Linked DNA regions of Homo sapiens: region 2 is linked to region 1. The links are chromatin loops, found by intact Hi-C in ENCODE. Cell type or tissue: dorsolateral prefrontal cortex. All regions are shown on one strand. Links, peaks and the distances in the headings refer to the core of each region. The heading gives the core; the rest is flanking DNA. Region 1 overlaps LRRC4C (leucine rich repeat containing 4C). Region 2 overlaps LRRC4C (leucine rich repeat containing 4C).

Evidence for each region. Hi-C counts contacts between places; a loop is a spot of excess contacts. Peaks named below come from ENCODE experiments on the same cell type or tissue, not always from the same donor. Only the 100,000 strongest peaks of a DNase experiment are listed, where the experiment ranks them.
Region 2: a loop joins it to region 1, with 3 times the contacts of the local background. A loop is called at or near these places in 13 of 110 quality-filtered maps.

The regions. Positions count from the first base shown.
Region 1 is chr11:41,197,333-41,206,714 of GRCh38, forward strand. All of the region lies in intron 1 of LRRC4C (leucine rich repeat containing 4C), which reads right to left. Among named protein-coding and RNA genes, the nearest start is that of LRRC4C, 260 kb to the right of the region's middle. In dorsolateral prefrontal cortex, for the core only: a CTCF peak has its summit at 4,038 (motif pointing left); a DNase peak (open chromatin) is centred at 4,029.
Region 2 is chr11:40,290,056-40,299,437 of GRCh38, forward strand. The region is part of intron 4 of LRRC4C (leucine rich repeat containing 4C); the gene reads right to left. Among named protein-coding and RNA genes, the nearest start is that of LRRC4C, 1.2 Mb to the right of the region's middle. In dorsolateral prefrontal cortex, for the core only: a CTCF peak has its summit at 4,210 (motif pointing left); DNase peaks (open chromatin) are centred at 1,872, 3,390, 3,776, 4,206 and 2 weaker places; H3K4me3 peaks cover 3,337 bases; H3K27ac peaks cover 3,374 bases.

The DNA.
Region 1 (9,382 bases), core at 879-8,878:
CCTATCCTGACATTGAGGAAGACAGGCTTATCATTTTATTGGGCTCTGCAACCTGGCTGGTACCATGCTAAAAAATAACTGTTGGGAAATAACAAGAAAGGAAAATCTATTTGCTTGTCCTACACATCACTGTGTCCTGTTCTCTAGAGGATTTGCAGGTGTGAAATTATTCCCCAGAGATACTCAAAAACATCAAACAGCACCTCTTTTAAAGGGAATCTGCAGAACCTTCTGAAATTCTTTACTAGCAAAATATAGAGATAGAGATTATTTTTTCTCCAGAGACAGATGGAATTTTTTTTCATTGACATTAGATACTTCCTTCTGCATTTTCCCTAATAGGTGATGAATTTTCAGATATTCATTATTCTCCTGGCCTCTTCCAAGTTACTTCTCTCAAGATTTATTCTCCTCAAACTCCTTAAAATAAGGAAATAACATTGTCATTTTGGGTCTTAGTTTGCATGGTAAGATAGGAAAAACAATGCCTACATCATGGAAAGGTGGTAATAGATTGCAAGCAAATGGCTCATCACAATGCCTGACATCTGGAAAATGCTCAGTAAATGAAAGCTGATATCAATAGCAATGAAATTCACCACTACCTCCTCGTCACTGCCATCACCCCTGTTGTTATCACCATCACCATCATTGTAAACTCAAGTTTATTCCATGATTTTTTCTAACTTAGAAACAGAAATATAAACCTTCTGTGAATAAAAAAAAGCTAAGTGGGATTTAAAATATTATTTTAAAGTATATTATTTACTTAGGAGTATCTATGACAAAAAATAAAGAACAAACAATTTTTGCTATGGATAAATCTATAGATTTTTGAACCATTAAAACCATACTATTATTCCATTGTATGCAATTCAGTGGCTGTCTGATCCCTAGCCATGAAATATATGCATTTCCTGTATATCACTCTAAGATTTTTTATGTTCCTATTTAAAAATGTATTATGGTGGAAACCTATATTACTATGAATAATTATAGCAGTTACCTAGATTAAAAACATAATTCTAGGTATAAATAAAATTATCTCCTTTTTTCAGAAAGTGAAAGTAAGAAAGTATTTAAGTATCTTTTATCAATATCAATATTTTCAGGATTCAGAAAATGTCAATAAACACAACTTTGACTGTAAAATGCAGCTTTTGCTTTGAGGAGGGATGTAAGCATTTGAGAATGTAATGACAAGTTGGAATCCAAACAAAAAGAGAACATGCACCCAGGTCCTCTGTCCAAATGAGCCCTTCTGACAAGAACAAGAAATATAGAGGGGAGAGGAAAAAAAAGTATGGAGGGAAATAGAAAAACACACACTCAATTTTGGTCTGTGGGAAAGACACTCCATTTTCACGGTGGCCCTCTTTAAGTTGCACTAGTTTCTGATATATTGGTAAGAAGTGTGATTTCTTTACAGCGGTAGAAGTCCCAGCGAAATAACCAGAAGACAAACATGTATTTCAATCTCACATAAGTATAAGGAGGAGAAGCAGGTCTCCTGGGAATGCTATATTTACTGAACAGTTAGTGAACTATGTATTGAGCAAAATTTAGAACTCAGCAGTCTCAACGGGTGTTTTATTTATTTTATCCACATAAGAAAATCTGTTCTAAAAGCGAAAGGTACTAGTTGCCTTCGTTTATTGAAGCATTAAGCCTTGATAAGTTCACTCAACAAATCAGTGTTTAATAACTATGGATTTTATGCCCTTGCATGGCATTGATTTTATAGCAGTGTAAAAGACAACTGTATCAGCTATCATATATACACTCTGTGAAAGTATACTAAATTCTCAAGGAAACAGTTTATACAGTAAGGCACTTAGTAATTTCCAAAACAGTAGTTCAAGGGGTGAGTATTCCTGAGTTTGTTCAATTCTTAAATCCTGTCTCCAAAGATCTAAGGTATTTTAATATTTTCAACATTCTCAGCTTTTGGTGATTTATTTTTAATAATCAGAAAATGTATAGCTCCAAGCATCCCATCCTCACACTACAATATTCAAAAACGGGGAGTGTCAGCCTTCCTGTGGGTCTGTCAGGGAAGAAAGAAAAAACTAACAGTTTTCTGTAATATGATTCCTCTTCCGGGCAGTCTTGCAAATTAATTGAATAGAGCATTTCTGAGCACTTCCATGTGCAATACTTTACCCAAGAATACAAAAATGTATAGGATTTTGTAGGCTATGGTAAAGAGTTTTAATTTTATTTCATATAGAGTGTAGACTTCTTAGATAGGTGTGTCAAACACCCACTTTGGCTGCGATATCTGCTAGAAATTTTCACTTAGAGCATTTAATTTCTTATATTTCCCAGTGAATGCATCTCCTCCCACCTACCTCCTCCATTGCTTATGAAACTCCAGCCATGCCAGCGTTTCTGTGATTGCTAGAAGACACCAAGGGAGTCCCAAATGTGGAAATTTTACACTAGCTGGACCTTCTTTCTGCAAAGTGTTTTCATAGATATTGTGGCTGACTCCTCAGAATTCTGATCTCAGCCACAAAGTCACCCCCTAAGTGATGGAGACTTTTCAGAAAGCCCAGATAAAATATATACATTCCTTACATCTTAACATCTTAAACATGAATAAGCCAACCTCTGTGACCTGCTCAAGATCATACAGCTCGTGAGCCTAAATCTCCTTGCTCATTTCATTGTCCTATGTACTTTTATGAGAGATTATGTAAAAAACCATGTTGTTTCTTGTGTGTCTCTGTTCCTTATTCCTGCTTGAGTCTCTTTGTAGTAATGTCACTTCTGAAATGAGTTAACTTATTTGTTCAATTCTTTGATGTATGCTTCACCAGTTACAATGCAATCTTCGTGGAGATTGGAATGATGTTGATCTGGGTCTTGTTTATTGTTGTATTTTTGTCCCCAAAACAATGGTGACAGCAGGTTCTAAATACTTTTTTGACAAAGGACTATATACATAAATTATTCTGAAATGGGTTTAAATCAGAAAATGCTGTGGAAGTAAAAAGGCATTATTTCTTTTAGTCTACCAAGGCTTTCTACAGGTGTTCAAATCCTAGCAACTTCTGTCTGCATTACTGCACCTGACTACAATTTTATCTGGTTCTGCATTTTTTTCTTATTATTTTGCTTTTAGAGGTTCAGGCAGAGACTTGTTCTTCTCCAGAAAATAGGAAGTTTCTTTGGCATCCTTTTTTTTTAAATTTTAATTTTTTCAGGTAATGTTAACCTACCTACTTCTGCAAAAACAGAGATAAAACTTGCTTTACCGATGATGGAGTAAGTAGCTATGTGAAAATATTTCTAGAATAGAGTACCCACCACTCCCTGAGCTTAAAACCACTGTGTTTTCTCTACCGTCATCGAGTTTATCTGTGCTGAACTGTTATTCTCTGTGGCCAAAATATGGCCCCCCCAAAAACTATTTTCTTTTAAAACAGTATTTTTGAAATTGGCAAATTGTGAAATGATTAACACTCAAATTTGAACCACTGTATTTGTCAATTTATTTGCTAAGTTATCTAAACAGACCCAGAGAGAAGAATGTTGTAGAACTCAGCTGGGAAGTCAGTCCACTGAAGTGGGGGTGAATAGATGTGAAGATGTGATGAAGAAAACCTAGTGGGAAATCTGGAATTTTCACATATGAAACTTGTATGCATTTTATATAGCAGGCACCAAATTATTTCTCAATTTGCATGTTAATTTCCAATGTTTTAAGATGGAGAAACTTAAATAGATTTTAAGAGATACAAGACTAAAAGAGACTTCTCCCTCCCTACAATGTGATCCTGTTGTCACACCTCCCCTATTTCAAAATCTACCTCCTGCTAGGCCTGTATGGTGGGTTGAAAAGTTTAAATGGTTGTAAATACCTGTAAAACAAAGGGAAAGACTCTGAAGATTTGACATGTGCAGTGTACGAGTCTCTATTTAAAGAAACTGAACAGTAGCTGAAATTAACCTAGAAGGTGCCTTTTCTTATTTGGAGACGTTTAGGGAGCTCGTGTTCCCAAAACCAATCCCAACGTGACACCTAGTGGCGGCTCTAGGTTTAACCCTTCAGGTTCTGATAGAAATACCCATTCTACAAGGTTTTCAAAACCCTTGGTCCTGGTAGCTCTAATTTCACTTCTGTGGGAGCAAAGCTCATTTATTTTATAGGAAAAATAAACTACTAGAACAGAGTCTTTAAAGAAAAGTGTTAAACCATAGTTTTGAAGATGTGGCCCAAGCTACCGTTTTTCCTGATGTGTGAATTGTCTCCTGAGAATCTGTGAGGAATCTTCCCCATCCCCACCAAATATCTGCCTGTTTACAAATTTAAAGATCTGAAGCCCTTTCTTTGGTATTCTAAATAATATTTTTGACACTTTAATAGGTGATAAACATCTCAGAAGATTTTACATAGATTTTCTTTTAAAGATTTTAGCATTGGCATTTTTTTGGAAAAATGTTATTCAAAAATATCTATACAAAAATGAGCCACATTGGTTATGTTTGCTTACATGCATTTTTAGGGGAGTTCTAAACTGGATTTCTGCAAGCACCCAGGATGCTTTTGGCTGCTCTACACACACACACATACACACACACAAACACACACACACACACACACACACAAGTCCAGCAAATGCAGTGTAGTTTTTAGGGAAAAGTGGAAAGTAAAGTTTAGTTTTGACCATCAGTCCTCCTAGGAGCCTCCTTGCCTCACTCGTAATGCCTCATTATTTTACTCCCTGCCCCACCTCCAGAACTTATTGATGTCCTCTTTGGAACACCGGCTCTTCCTTGACTGGACAATGTCCAGTTCTTTATTTTCTCTCTGATAAACTAGACAGCACTAGTAGGCTGATGGAAAGCCCCCAAATACTAAGTTTAGAGTAGAGATGGTCTTGTCCAAATGGGTTTCTGCTAACATTGACTCAACTTTTTCTGTTTGATGCACAGAGGAGGATTTCGGGAAATGATTTGGATTTCTCATCATCTCTGCATTATGTACCCACATAGAATCAATAGCAGCTCATCAATTTAAAAGGGGAGTTAATTCAGCTGCTCCATCCAAAGTTTAACCCCAAACCTGAAGCTCTTTTTGTATTAACTACATAAATATTCTCTTTTATTATCTGTCATTTATTGAGTATTCTCTATATATCAGACCTAGCACTAAATCACTTTACATACATTATCTTAGGAATCTTTACATGAGCCCTAAAATAAAGAAAACTCTTTTATTCTCATTTTAGTTAAAACACAAGTGAGGTTCAGTGATTTGCTAAATATCCTTCTGCTTGTAAATAACAGAGCCGACATTGCCGTGTTTTTTGGCTCTAATGCTTTTGGAATGAGCCTCTCTTCAAATATTAAGGATTTTGAAGTGCCAAGTTCATGCTATAAAGACAAAATTTCCCCAAACAACTATTTAACAATAAACTAGGTCTCTCAGAGACCCCTTTGAAAACCGATTTTTTTTTTTTTTTGAGACACAGTCTCGCTCTTTCACCCAGGCTAGAGTGCAGTGGCATGATCTCAGCTCTCTGCAACCTCCGCCTCCCGGGTCCAAGCGATTCTCCTGCCTCAACCTCCTGAGTAGCTGGGATTACAGGCATGTGCCACCATATCCAGCTAATTTTTGTATTTTTAGTAGAGACGGGGTTTCACCATGTTGGTCAGGCTGGTCTTGAACTCCTGACCTCAGGTGATCCACCCGCCTCAGCCTCCCAAGGTGCTGGGATAACAGGCGTGAGCCACTGTGCCCGGTCAAAAACTGATTTCTTTCTTCAGTTTCTTGGGCTGTGTTCATCATGGAAGGTCTTATTCCTTCAGTCCACATTTACTGTTTTATCTGTCATTCACCCTGTTTTCTTGAGGCTAGGAAATAGACACTTGGACAGACAAAATGGATGATTCAGTCTATTTAGATTTCATTCTAAGGTTCTGTTGAGGGCCCTATAACAGAAATCTAGACCATACTGAATATAAATCCTTTCATTTTCACAATCTCATCCAAGATGCTGAGGAGAAGGCAGTTGCTTTGGTAACAAGAATTCAAATACTGGACCGTTTTAAATGTAGAATTATAATTATAAGCCTGAAATTTTTCTTGGAAGTTAAGAGGAAGCAATTTTTTTCTAAAGCTATTGGTTTTAGATGACTAACATTTAAAATAAATTGCAAACTTTATTTTGATACATGCAAGAGTCCCTGCATCCCACATTCTAAGACCCAGAGTCTGTGGACTTAGCTACTGCCATTGAGAGAGATTATAGTGGTTAAATATAAAGGTTCTGAAGCCAGATTGTCTGATTACAATCTTAGCTCTACGAATTTGTGGGTTACCTTGAACACCACAACTGACCTCTCTGTGCCTCAGTTTTGTTTTGTTTTGTATCTGTGGAATGTGAGCATCTAATGACCTAATATATAGACAGTCTTTAGAATGGTTTGGAATAAAGTAAGCAATCAAAGTTTAATATCAGTGTTACTAGAGCAGAGAAGATATCTGTATATAAAACATTCACAGCCCAAAATGTCTGCCCTTTAAGACAGCCTATGGGAGCCTGTCTTCTGGAAAATCGCTGACAGGTGATGTTTATGAAAAGTAGAAGGTATTTCACCAGACACATCTTGTTTTTTCTTCTTTTTCTTTCTCTTTGTGAAACAGCCACATGCAATTGTCAGATCAGAATAAGACCTCATTTTTTTTTCTCCAGATTATAGATGGCAAAACTAAAATAGGTCCTCTTGAAATAATATTTTTGAGTGTCCAACTGGTGGAGACAGGAAAAGCAATTTGAGTAAGACAAGAGCCTTCAAGAACAGATTTGGAGACAGAGTATTATCCTGGCCTTCTAAAAATAGAAGAGCCATGATGTATACTGCAAGGAATTAAGATTATCCACACAAGCATTTTATTGTTCAGTGACAGAGGAAATAATGAAATATATAAGGCAGAGATGGCCCTGACAAATCTCAGCTTGGCACCAGCCTACTGAAACCAGCATAATCTGGACTGGGCACCATATCTTGCTTTGAACAGTTAACCTCTTGGGTGTGGTATGATTGTGGCAGAAGCAACTTTCTGCTAAAATCCTTACACAGTGAACAGTCACCAGCCAGCCCAGCACTTACCTAATGTACAAGCCCAGAGATTGTCAGTCAGGCAACATGACTTAGATAGAGACACTGCTTTTTTCCTATGGGAAAGAAACAGTTCTCAGGCTCATGGCTTTAAAAGACTAACTCTATATTTCTTCTGAAGAAGTCCACTCCTAGAGTCAGACTCTGGCTGTCAGTAGAACTTTTTCATTCTGTGCTTAATCTTTATTTATATTTCCTTTAATAATGCTAAAATATATTGAGCTCCTTATATGTTATCATTTTTTTCCTTTTTGCCTTTCTTTCTTTCTTTCTTCCAGTGATATTCATTGAGCATTTACTATGTGCCAGGCACTATGGAATATAATGATGTAAAATTTGGACAATATTGTACCTTCAAAATGTCAGTGAAGAGAAGCAATACACAAGTAACCAGATACATAAACAAGATGATTGTAAGGTTTGACATGTATTAAAGGGGTGAGATATGAGGCAGATCATCCTGGAGTGTTGCCCACTTTAGATGAGATAGTAAGAAGTGGTTTTTTTGAGGAGATGATTTTGAATAAAGACTTACAGTCTAAAAAGGATCACCAACCCTTTGGAGATCCCAGGTAAAAATGTTTGGTAATTGTAAATGTATACAAAATCCCTGAATATATCCAAAGGCCCTGAGGTGGGAAAGGGCTTGGGATGATCCAGGAACATAAAAAAAGTAAGTGTGACTGGAACAGAATGAACAAAGGAGTAGGGATTAGGGATAAGCTGGAGATTCAAACATGGATAGATCATACAGAGCTATATAAACTATGATGATGAGATTGATACTTATTTCAAAAATGATAGAAAACCAATGAACATATTAAGCAAGGCAATAGCATGAGTCAATTTATATTTTTCTCTGATTATTGCATGGAGAATGTGCTGTTAAATGGGTAAGAATGGAAACTGTAACACCAACTTGGGGGCTCCTGAAATCTTCAAGGCAGGAGACAGCAGTGGCTTGTAGAAGGTCATTGTACTGAACCATTATACCAGATAAACAAAGGAGATATCAGATTTTCCCCCTTTTAGAAATGAGTTAACAAAGGCTACCAGTGATTGTAGCTTCTAAATCACAGAGTCAATACCCTCAAACTTGGACAAACGTGGCTCAGAGATAAATTTGTTTGTTTGTTTTTCCCAGTAGACTCTCAGACTACTGCCTCTTCAGTGGGTTTGGCAAAAAGAAAAACAAACAAACAACAAACAAAAAAAACTTATAATAACCTTCAGGAATTCCTAACACTTAAGTGATGCTTGCTATGGACCCAGGAGTACTCCAAGGGTTTCCAGTACATTAGCAAACTTAACTTTCATAACAACTCTGTGAAGTAGATTCTATTATTATCCTCCTTTTACAGATGAGTAATCTGAGTCTTAGAGAAATTAAACTATTTAATAGTAAATGTCAAAGGCAGAATTTAAACCAAGCAAGTTAGCACTGGAAACACTAAACCATGCATTTTACTACTAAGCTTTTTAAGAAAAAAACTCCTTAGCTGGCCAGTGTTTCTACACTGAAGTAGTATACTATAGATATGTCAAGGAAAACCATCACCGTTAACCCCCTTCAACTTCCAATTGAGATAAGAATTTATATACAACATAGAAAAGCTTTTTATGACAATTTCATAAAAATGCTAAAGATTAGGTAGGGCTTCCCACACACTTCAGATGAGAACAAGGAAACATTTCTAAAAGAAAGTGAACAAAAGATTTATTTTTTTAACTACTCTCAAGTCTGAGAATCAACATTTCCACCAGGTTGGCTTTTTCTAATACAAATGTAAGAGGAGACAGATTGAAATGCCAAACTGAATTGCTCAGTGTTTTAGAAAAAGCTGTTTCTCACAGGCAGCCTCAACTCAAAACACATAGGATATCTTCTGAAAAATTTCAAAATGTTGGGTTGCGGAGTTCTAAAATTAATCAAAAAAGTCTAATATTCCAACACAAGAGTGACCTACAAAAAGCCTCCTTCATTTTCTGTTAGGGCTCTTGCAGCATCCTCTGAAAGCTCAAAAAAATCACCTTGAAGAGCTGTAACTTTGCTCACAGCTTTCCTCCTGTATCTACTGTGACCTTAACCACTTGCTTTAGAATTATTCTGCTATTTTCAAATGCCCTTTGAGTGCCCCAGGCCCTACCACTTTGACATGCAAAATTTAGCTAATGTAGGCTTTGCAAGGACACAGTTTTGAATCCCTTGCTCCAAAGCCTGAGGATCTTAGTGTATCAGAGAGAAGACAAA
Region 2 (9,382 bases), core at 1,018-9,017, 910 kb before region 1:
GTAGAAAATAAAATCTCCTCCAATTGGCAGACCCAACCTAGTTTCAAGGCTGGGGTTCCCATGTGAAGCCAGGAACTCAACTATAAAGTGAAAAAGCATCAAGTACATGTTTTTCCTCTTACTTTCTTTGTCATTGTGCTAAATTCCAGCTGAGCAGGAACTTAATATAACTTGAGTCATTCCATGTCTACAAATGCTGACTTAACTGTGGTAACGTAAAACAAAGCAAATAAGCAAACGAATGCAAAAAAAGTGCAGAGAACTATGAAAATATATGCACAAGCCTATGGGGATTTCAGGGAATAAAACCATCTTGCACAATTATTTTCATAGGTTGGTAAATTTATTGCCTGATCTGTGTTCCAACAGGAAACATGTGCCCAGAAAAATAAATTAGAGAAGTGCTCAGCTGTAGGCTAGTTTAGTTAAGGAGTAATGAAAAGGATAAGAATAGATGATGTGAGTGTAAGAACAGGCTCAGATGCTTTCAGCTGTGTGTTTCTGGTTTATATTATCACCTCTCTAATATAAATCTAACTCTACAGTTCTTTAATGACTCTCTGGGGACCACCACTCACAGGATTAAACACTAAGAAGGGACCCAGGAGAGTGCTGCCTTTCATCTCCTTTGGGATATGTCAGAGTTGTCGATCTTATTTTTTTTTAAATGGTATTCAAGCCAAGGTTACCTAAACTATGCTATAGAAAGGAAAAGAGGAAAGGAAGAGGGAGAGAGGGAGGAAGGGAAGAGAGAAAATGAATGTTGGAGTTTGTAACCCTGGAGGTCTAAACTGGCAGAAGTTTTATTTCAAGCTCTCAGGACCAATGTGCCTTCCTTTGACCCTTACTCATAAAACGGCATCCAAAATACAGGAGTAGCCAGGCTATGTATACCTGTCCAGTTTGGATCCCAAACTGACTTTTGCCTGGCGTTCTGAGGCTTGTGTGAGTCACCTGTCTCATGCTGTTTGGCCATTAATGAAAGAGTTATAGCTTCTCTAGGCCTCAGTTTCCTTTTTTTATTGACTTGAGATCTCTGGAGAGTCTTCTGGCTCGAAAGTTATATGAGTCTATGATTCTGATAGAAGGCCCCAGAGAGGAATAGCGAAGGGGGAAGGGGAAAAGTTCTGTAAAAAAGGCCAGCTCCATGACTTTGGCAGCTATAGGGGAGGAGGGAAGGTGATCCTACAGGCGCTCAGACTTTCTAAGCATTTTCCACCTTCTGCTTTATTTTTTATATTGGCCTCTTTTTCCAAGACAAAGCTGGCACATGAGAAGTATTAGTGCTCAACACAACCTCTTCTTCAGCTGCTTTTTCTAAGTTACCACAGGACACTAGATTTCTTTCTTTTTCTGAGGAGCTGTGAACTGGTGATGTTGGAAAGGTTTCTGGCAAAACCCAAGCCACTGCTCTACAGTCTATACACAGCCTCTCTGTAATCCAAAGAAGTCCTCAGTTAGAAGGGGGTGGAGTTGGAGAGAAGTAGGTCCTCCTTGTTTCATTTTTAGCACTGGTGTGAACCCGGGTAATCTGAAGACCACATCTGGGCATATGTATGCAAGAGTGATTGTGGAAAGTACAGCCACTTCTCTCCACCAGCTTCCTTGCCCAAAAACCCACCCTTTCTCCCTCCACCCACGCACCAGCCAGAAGCCACCCTTCATCGCCTTGGTTTATTGTCATATTTTTGTGTTAATACATTCTGTTGATCTGCAATGTCAGGTTGGATAATGAAATTTAAATTGAGTCCCTTCGATTTCCAATAGCGAAACATTTGTGCATCTAACTCCGGGGCTGACAAACAACTTAAATGCATTCTGGAGTGTCAGTCACACAGCACTGGCACCCGACACTGCAGCGGCTTTCTTGGGGAGCTTTTTTTTTTTTTCCTGGTGAACATTTGCAAAGGCGTCTGCCCAGGATGCAGTCAACCTGCATCCTTATAGCAAACTGGCTTATCAGAGAGCAGAGACTGATGAAGCAAATGCGTGGGCCACCCATTCCCTTATTTTCTGGCCCCCAATAGCCAGTTCTTTAAAAAAAAACACCAAAGGGGGAGAGAGGATAAAGAGACCAAGAACACCAAATTAACTGACATTTTCTTCACCAATAAATAAGAAAATAAGGGTCACTCACTGTATTTCAGACTGATCACAGCAACATCCAGATGGAAATCCAGGTGGTTAAGAACAAGAGAAAACGCATGATCTTGATACCAAAAGGAATAAAAATTAAAAAAAAAGGAGGTTGATGAAGAAAAATCCAACTGCAATTATCCGTCAATTTTAGTCAACATAGGCACAAATCCAACTGTGCTCTGCTGGTTTCTCTCCCCCAATCAATGCCTCAATCTGCCGCGGTCAACTTTTCTTCTCTGAAATTTCTTTGCAGATGTATTATTAATTTCCTCTCCTCTTGTGGGAAATTCAAAAAGAAAAGAAAACACCACCACACCAGTTCTTTACTTTACTAAAAAAGCCCCAAACTTTTCATTCCAAAAATATCTCCTTGGCTCACTTTCTCCTTTATAGAGAAAAATGAACATACTTTTTTCTTTGTGAATCCTCGGTTCTTCATTTCCAATCATCCTTTTTTTTGGGGGGGGGGAGGGGAACAGCTGCTTTAAGATTATTTATTTATGTCAGAACACACCAACCCCCGCGGGTCTAACTCTGGTTTATTTCATTCTTGAATGCTCCCTGTGTGCACATATACACATTTGTGTTAAGATCCAGGGCTCACAAGAAAAAGCTTCGTTCTTCCTTCTCTCTTGCACAATCAGTTTATCCATTGCGTTCGGTTCCAGGAGAAAGCTGCGTCCTGCATCCTTCATTTTTGCAAGGCACCCAACAGCCACCACCACCAAAAAAAAAAGTCTCCTTTTACATGGTCAATTCCTCTCCCCAGCCTCCCCTTCGAAGAATTTGGGGAGCAACTTCCCCCCCACTCTCCATCCTTCCGGCCGGCCCCTTCGCCAAAGATCTGATTAGATTTCTCATCACAACCCAGTGCGCAATTGAATTTTTGATTTCAGCCACCCGGCCAGCCACCTTCCCCTCTCCCCTCCAAACTCCGGTTATATCCTGTCTCCTTCCCTCCACCGCCTCTGCAATTTCATAATCTCACGTTAAATGGAGTGCGGGGGGCGGGGGCGGGGGCGGGGGCGGAGGTAGTGGAGGAAAATTTCAAGGCTCCGTCAGCTGTCAAGAAGAAACCCATTCCTCCCCCCGCTACTTTTTTTTTTTCTTTTTAAGGCTCGGGGTGCCTTTCCTTCCTCTGTCCCCGCCCCCACCCCCAGCACCCGGTCCAGATCCTCCAGGTGTTGCAGAACTCCGCGGTCGGGGCCGGGATCACGGGGGAGACGCAGGATGCGGTCCCTCGCCGGTGGCCCCTGCCAGCCCCCGGGTCCCCTTCTCCTCCATCAGCCGGTAGTGGCTCCGGGAGCGCCGAGGTGATGGAAGTTGAGACTGGGGCTTTTATTTCAAATGGGGAGGGCGAAGTGAGGGGACAGACAGGGTGGTAGGCAAATTAAAAAAAACACACACGAAAAAAGAAAGAAAAAAAGAAAAAGAAGAAAAAAAGAAAAAGGAAGAAAACGGGTAAAAAAAAAATTCCCTAATCGCTGGCTCTTCTCATCCTTCTCAAATGCAACTGCAGCTTTGATCTCATTTCCAGCTGCGTTGGGTACATTTTGGAGCCACAAGTTGGTTCCCGTTGGCGCAGACCTTCCCGATGTCTGCTAGTCCTCTGCGAGGAGACGCGTTCTCGGGAGCGCAGCTGCTCCGCGCCGCCCTTAGCGCCATCGCCCTGGCTCACGGCTCCCTGCGCGGCAGAAACCCCAGTCCCCTTCCATCCACTTCGGTTTGAACTCTCTTCCTCCCCCTCCCTCTGCTCTCTCCCCTCTTTTTCTCCCAAATAAATGCTCTCCCAGCACCGGCGGCAGCTCTTGCCAGCCCAGGCTTTCTCTCGACCAATGCCACGTCCTGACGCTTAGGGTCCTAGCTTCCAAAAGCTCCTTTCGGACTGCAGTCGCCTTCCCTCCTCTGCCCCTCTTTCTTTCCCCTTTTCCTTTCCCTTTCTCTGCTTGTGATCAGTAAAATACAATTACCCAATTACCTCCCATCATCTTAGCACTGATTGGTCAATTGCATTAACACTTGAAGTCAGGGAAGAGGGGATTGGAGCTTCAGAGATGTGGCTCTGCTGCCACCTGGAGGGCAGAGCCAGAACAGCTGAGTCTAAAAGCAACCCCCACGCTGGGAGGTTCAGGCTGTGTGGGAGAAGTCAGTTTTTTCAAAAAGCTTGCCTGTTTTCATCCAGAAATCCAGGAGTTTTGAGCTACAAAGAGGAAGACATTAAAATCAAATCACCACTAAGATTCAAAATTATCACCAAACACACAAAGCTGTTGCTTTCAGGTTGCAGGTTAAGAGCCTCTCCCAGTCAAGCACACTGGTCCCAAGCTGAGGATTAACACAGTACTATTGCTTAGCCGGGCGCGGTGTCTCACGCCTGTAATCCCAGCCCTTTGGGAGGCCAAGGTGGGCGGATCATGAGGTCAGGAGATCGAGACCAACCTGCCCAACATTGTGAAACCCCGTCCCTACTAAAAATACAAAAATTAGCCGGGAGCGATGGCGCGCGTCTGTAATCCCAGCTACTCGGGAGACTGAGGCAGGATAATTGCTTGAACCCGGGAGACGGAGGTTGCAGTGAGCCGAGATTGGGCCATTGCACTCCAGCCTGGGAGACAAGAGCAAGACTCCGTCTCAAATAAATAATAAAAATAAATAAATAAAAAAAAAGAATAGGCTCATCAGAAAGAATCCAGAGTAGCTTAAAAGCTACTCGGGAGGGAGGCTGCGGTCGAGCAGGATAATCTTACCAGGAGGAAGCAACTGTAAAGGCGAGATAGTAGCCTTCAGCCTATGCAGTGTTGCAGTAAATTGGCCTGTTCAGTTTGTACAAGACATCCAGGACAGCTTGACAACTCAATTCCAACATCCCCTGCTCCAGGATGTGGACTTTTCCATTAACTCGTGTTAGAGAAATAGTTGGCACATTTCAAATTCACTGGGTCTCCTTAGAGGGACTGGGCCAACAAAATAATGCTATTAATATTATGTTTACATTGGTTTCTTTCTCCAATGTATAATTTTCATAAGGCCCTTTCAGTTAATCTATGGGCATTCACTTTATGTCATTTATGTATGTAACCTTGAGATAGGAATCAATAAAATTAGGAATGATAATTTAAACAGTACTATATATATATATATGGAATAGATTAAATAAATGTTCCTCTGTTTTGTATGCCCTAAGTGATGATCTTTGCACTGATTTTCTTTATTTTTGAGAGAACAGAATATGTACTTGGTTTAAAAACAGTTTTAAAGAAAGTGAGTAAATCATAACGGAAGGTAGCATCAAACAGAAAGGAGAAAAGATTTATTAAGAGAACATCAGAGACATATCTAAGTTTATACAAAATGCTATTTTTTTCCTCTTCTGTTCCCATTATACTCCACGGTATTTCCTTGTTTGAGTTAAAAAAATTTCATCTGTAATGTTCTTTGCATACTGAGAGCATGCTGTAACGTGCATCTCAGATGTCAGTACATGCAAGAGGAAAGACTTTTCCTTACACATGGATTGTGATTTATTGTAATTTCCCCATCTTTTTGGAGAGCTTTGATGTTATGAATTACATGAAAATGTGAATTTCTCGAGGGTTAATGGCATTGCTTCTATTTTTAAGTGAATGCTGTATTGATTGATTCAAAACACTAGTGGGCAGTTGACTTTAATTTGTGTTTTGAAGCTCTTACCCTTATATGCTAATTATAGTTTATCCACTAATAAACGATTAAAAAGTACATTCACTAGCTGCACTAGATAGCTTCAAAGGAGTCTATCCTCTGATTCTGAAGTAAGCTAGAAGCCATTTGAAATGAAAATTTTCTTTTTAGGGATTTTGACAGCAAAGGAAGGCCAATGATTTGTTTTTTTCAGAGCTGATTATTAGCTCTCTACCAGACATCTTTAATACTATCAGAATGAATTAATCTATTAGGCAAAGCAGCAGGGACAGGTAAGTGCTATTTGGCCAAAATGGAAAAAGGAACAGCTTCTCTTTCCTGTTAACCTTCCCCTTCAGCAGCTACAGTATCTTTACCCACATCATTGACTCATTCACACTATATGACCTTGAATTCGTCACATGGCTTTCATTTTTAGATTTAGATTGAACCAGTCATTATTGAGCATCCATATGGCATGGTTTTTTGTTACACTTTTCTCATATATATCACCTTATTTAGTACTCAAAACAACACCCTGAGAGATTTTGAAGATGGAAAAAATGAAGCTTAAAATCACAAACTTGGTAAATGACACAGCCAAAATTTGAACCCAGATCTACTCAATGCCAGTTCTTCCAGTTTTGCGATAACATTAAGGTTTTGGTAACATGGGGAACAGCTGTATATCAATTATCAGCATGCAGGCTGTCATTTTCTGCCCTGAATGCCAGGCATGAATTTGTAACCCTTTCAGAGGATGGCAATACCACATTTGTCACTGAATGACCTCACCCAAAAAGAATTGGAATAAGTAGTAAACAAGCTAACTGTCATGAAAGTACACATGCAAACCAAATTGTTGCTGAAAAAAAACATAATTATAGATATTTATGCAGTAGAGGTTGCCAGGTACTATTAACAATGACAGAGTATGTGTTCAAGTAAAAATTTCTATAAAAGCTCTTTCAGAAGAAATAATATTACACCACCACCCTTCCCATTAGCCCATCTAGTTACCAAAAGCATGGAGAGGACAAAATGCTTATTGAAATGACATGACTTGGGAGAAGAGGAGGCACAGTGCTAGCATGCTAGATTTGTTCTACGGACATGCAGATTTCTACTTTTGTTCTTCTCTGATTTGTAGATGTGAGACATTAAACAAAACTGTTATCTTATTTCACTGTATGTTCGTGACTATAGCTGGTGTAATCATTAGCAAACAGCAGGGGACAGCATCTTGTAATCAGAAATACAAAATAGCAAATAGAACAAATTCAGTAACTTTGCTTAAAAATAAAAAAGTGAATGTGTCTATTGTGTTTATTAATTGGATTTAACAAGCTGTAGGCAACTCTATTGAAGCACAATACATACTTAAAGTTTGTGTCTTTATGCTGTGTTATAAATCCTGGAAATAAATATTCTCTTTTCACTTCCAATAGTATTACATAGGGACCAGAATATCCTCCGGGATAATCGTATCAAGCTTGCCTGTATAGTCACACGTAATGACATGTGAATTAATTTCATTAAAACAACTTATTTTTTCAAAACTACTTTGAATTTAAAATTCAATACTCAGCAGGAGTTTACTAAACATGTTACATTAGATAATATTCTATAGATATTGTATTTTGGAACTAGATGATATCCTAATAATCCTCTATTCTTTATTTCTTGAAATATAGATAAAAGGTCCTAAAGTCCTAAATACTGATGTGCAAATTTCTGCTTTTTTTTCAAGGTCCCCCGCCGACCCATGATGGCTACTCCTCCACTCAGCCCTCATCCCATATAGTCTTATTTTTTGTTCTCTCATACTTTTTAACATTTGTTTTAATAACTAGCATTTAATGAAAGCTTGCGAGTGCCAAGCCTGTCTCTATGTATGTTACAGATTTCAACTCATGTAATCCTTCCAACAATCTTATGAAGTAGGTGCCATTGATGAAATTGGACTTGAGGTTAAATAAGGGAACCTAGCTAGGAAGTGATAGAGGCAAGATTGTAACTCAGGTTATTTCATCTCAGAGGTTGTGGTTATAATACATATTTCCTACTATTACTTATTGTGATGGATAGAAATGATTTGCTCATGTCTATGTCCCCCCCAACCTCCAAACCATAATTGATTTCACAAGAGCATTGTCTGTATTTCTAATGCTTTGTACACCGTTGAGTGAATAAACGTCTAAGATAATGCTCTTAGGAAATGGAAAGACCTACATTTTTTGGTCTCTTACCGACTATTCTTTTCACTGTGGTGCACAAAATTGTAAAAAGATGAGATACTTGTCATAATTATTAAAATAGAAAAGCTAAGAGAAGATGCCACCAAATAAGATGATTTCAGCAATGAAGTATAACTTTTGAATCAGTTAGCAATGAGTGCATAATAAACCATTTGAAATCTTAATAGCTGAAAACAACAATCATTTATTATTTCTCATGACTCTAAAGGCTGGTCAGAAATTGGTTAAGTGGCTCTTTTTGATCTTTTTGATCTAGTGGCTGAGTTAACTGCTTGCTGATCTAGAATGGTCTCAGCTATAGTCACTGGTGCAACTGGGCTCCACCCCACATGCATCTCTCTCTCTCTTCTTCAGCTTGGACCAAGCATATTTCTTGGCAATGGCAGAAATCCAATAGAGCAAGCAGAAGATCATGAGTACCTTTTCAGGCTTCTGTGTGAATAGTATCAGCTAACTTCCCACTGGCCAAAGAAAATCACTTAGTTGAGCCCATTGTCAGGGAATAGGGCAGGTCATTCCACCTTCAAGGGGAAGTGTATTAGTCTGTTTTCACATTGCTATAAAGATATACCCAAGACAGGCTAATTTATAAAGAAAATAGGTTTAATTGACTCACAGTTCCACATGGCTGGGGAGGCCTCAGGAAACTTACAATTATGGCAGAAGGGGAAGAAGCATGTCTTACATGGTGGCAGGTGGCAGAAAGCTAGCAAGAGCAGGGAAAACTGTCTTACAAAATCAGCAGATCTCCTGAGAACTCATTCACTATTTTGAAAAGAGCATGGGGGGAAATGCTCCCATGATGCAATCACCTCCCATGAGGTCCCTCCCCCAACACATGGCAATTACAATTTGGATTACAATTCAAGATGAGATTTGGGTGGGGATGCAGAGCCAGACCATATCAGGAGGTTACTGCAAAGTTGTATAAAACGAAAGCAAGTGGAGAATCAGAGTGATCATTGCAATCAACTACAACTTCTCTCCCTTATGAATAACAAAGGTCCTTAGTGATTACTGGGGTTTGCTGGAAAGAAAATGTCCACATTAGTGACCATCTAATCAGTCACTTATTTAAACATATGCATAATGATCCTCAATTACGTGCCAAGCATTATGGAAGTCATCACTAACTCCTCTGTCACCTTTACTTTCCTGATAGCACCTGTTGATGCTGTCTCAGGAATGGCTCACAGATGTGTGCCAAAGAGAGTGTACCTATTTCTCTTTATTACTTTAGAGAGACCACTATCAGATTCCTGCGTGGACTCTGCCACTCACCTTTCTTGTTACCCATTCTAGCTCCTCTCTAGTACCAGCTAGCT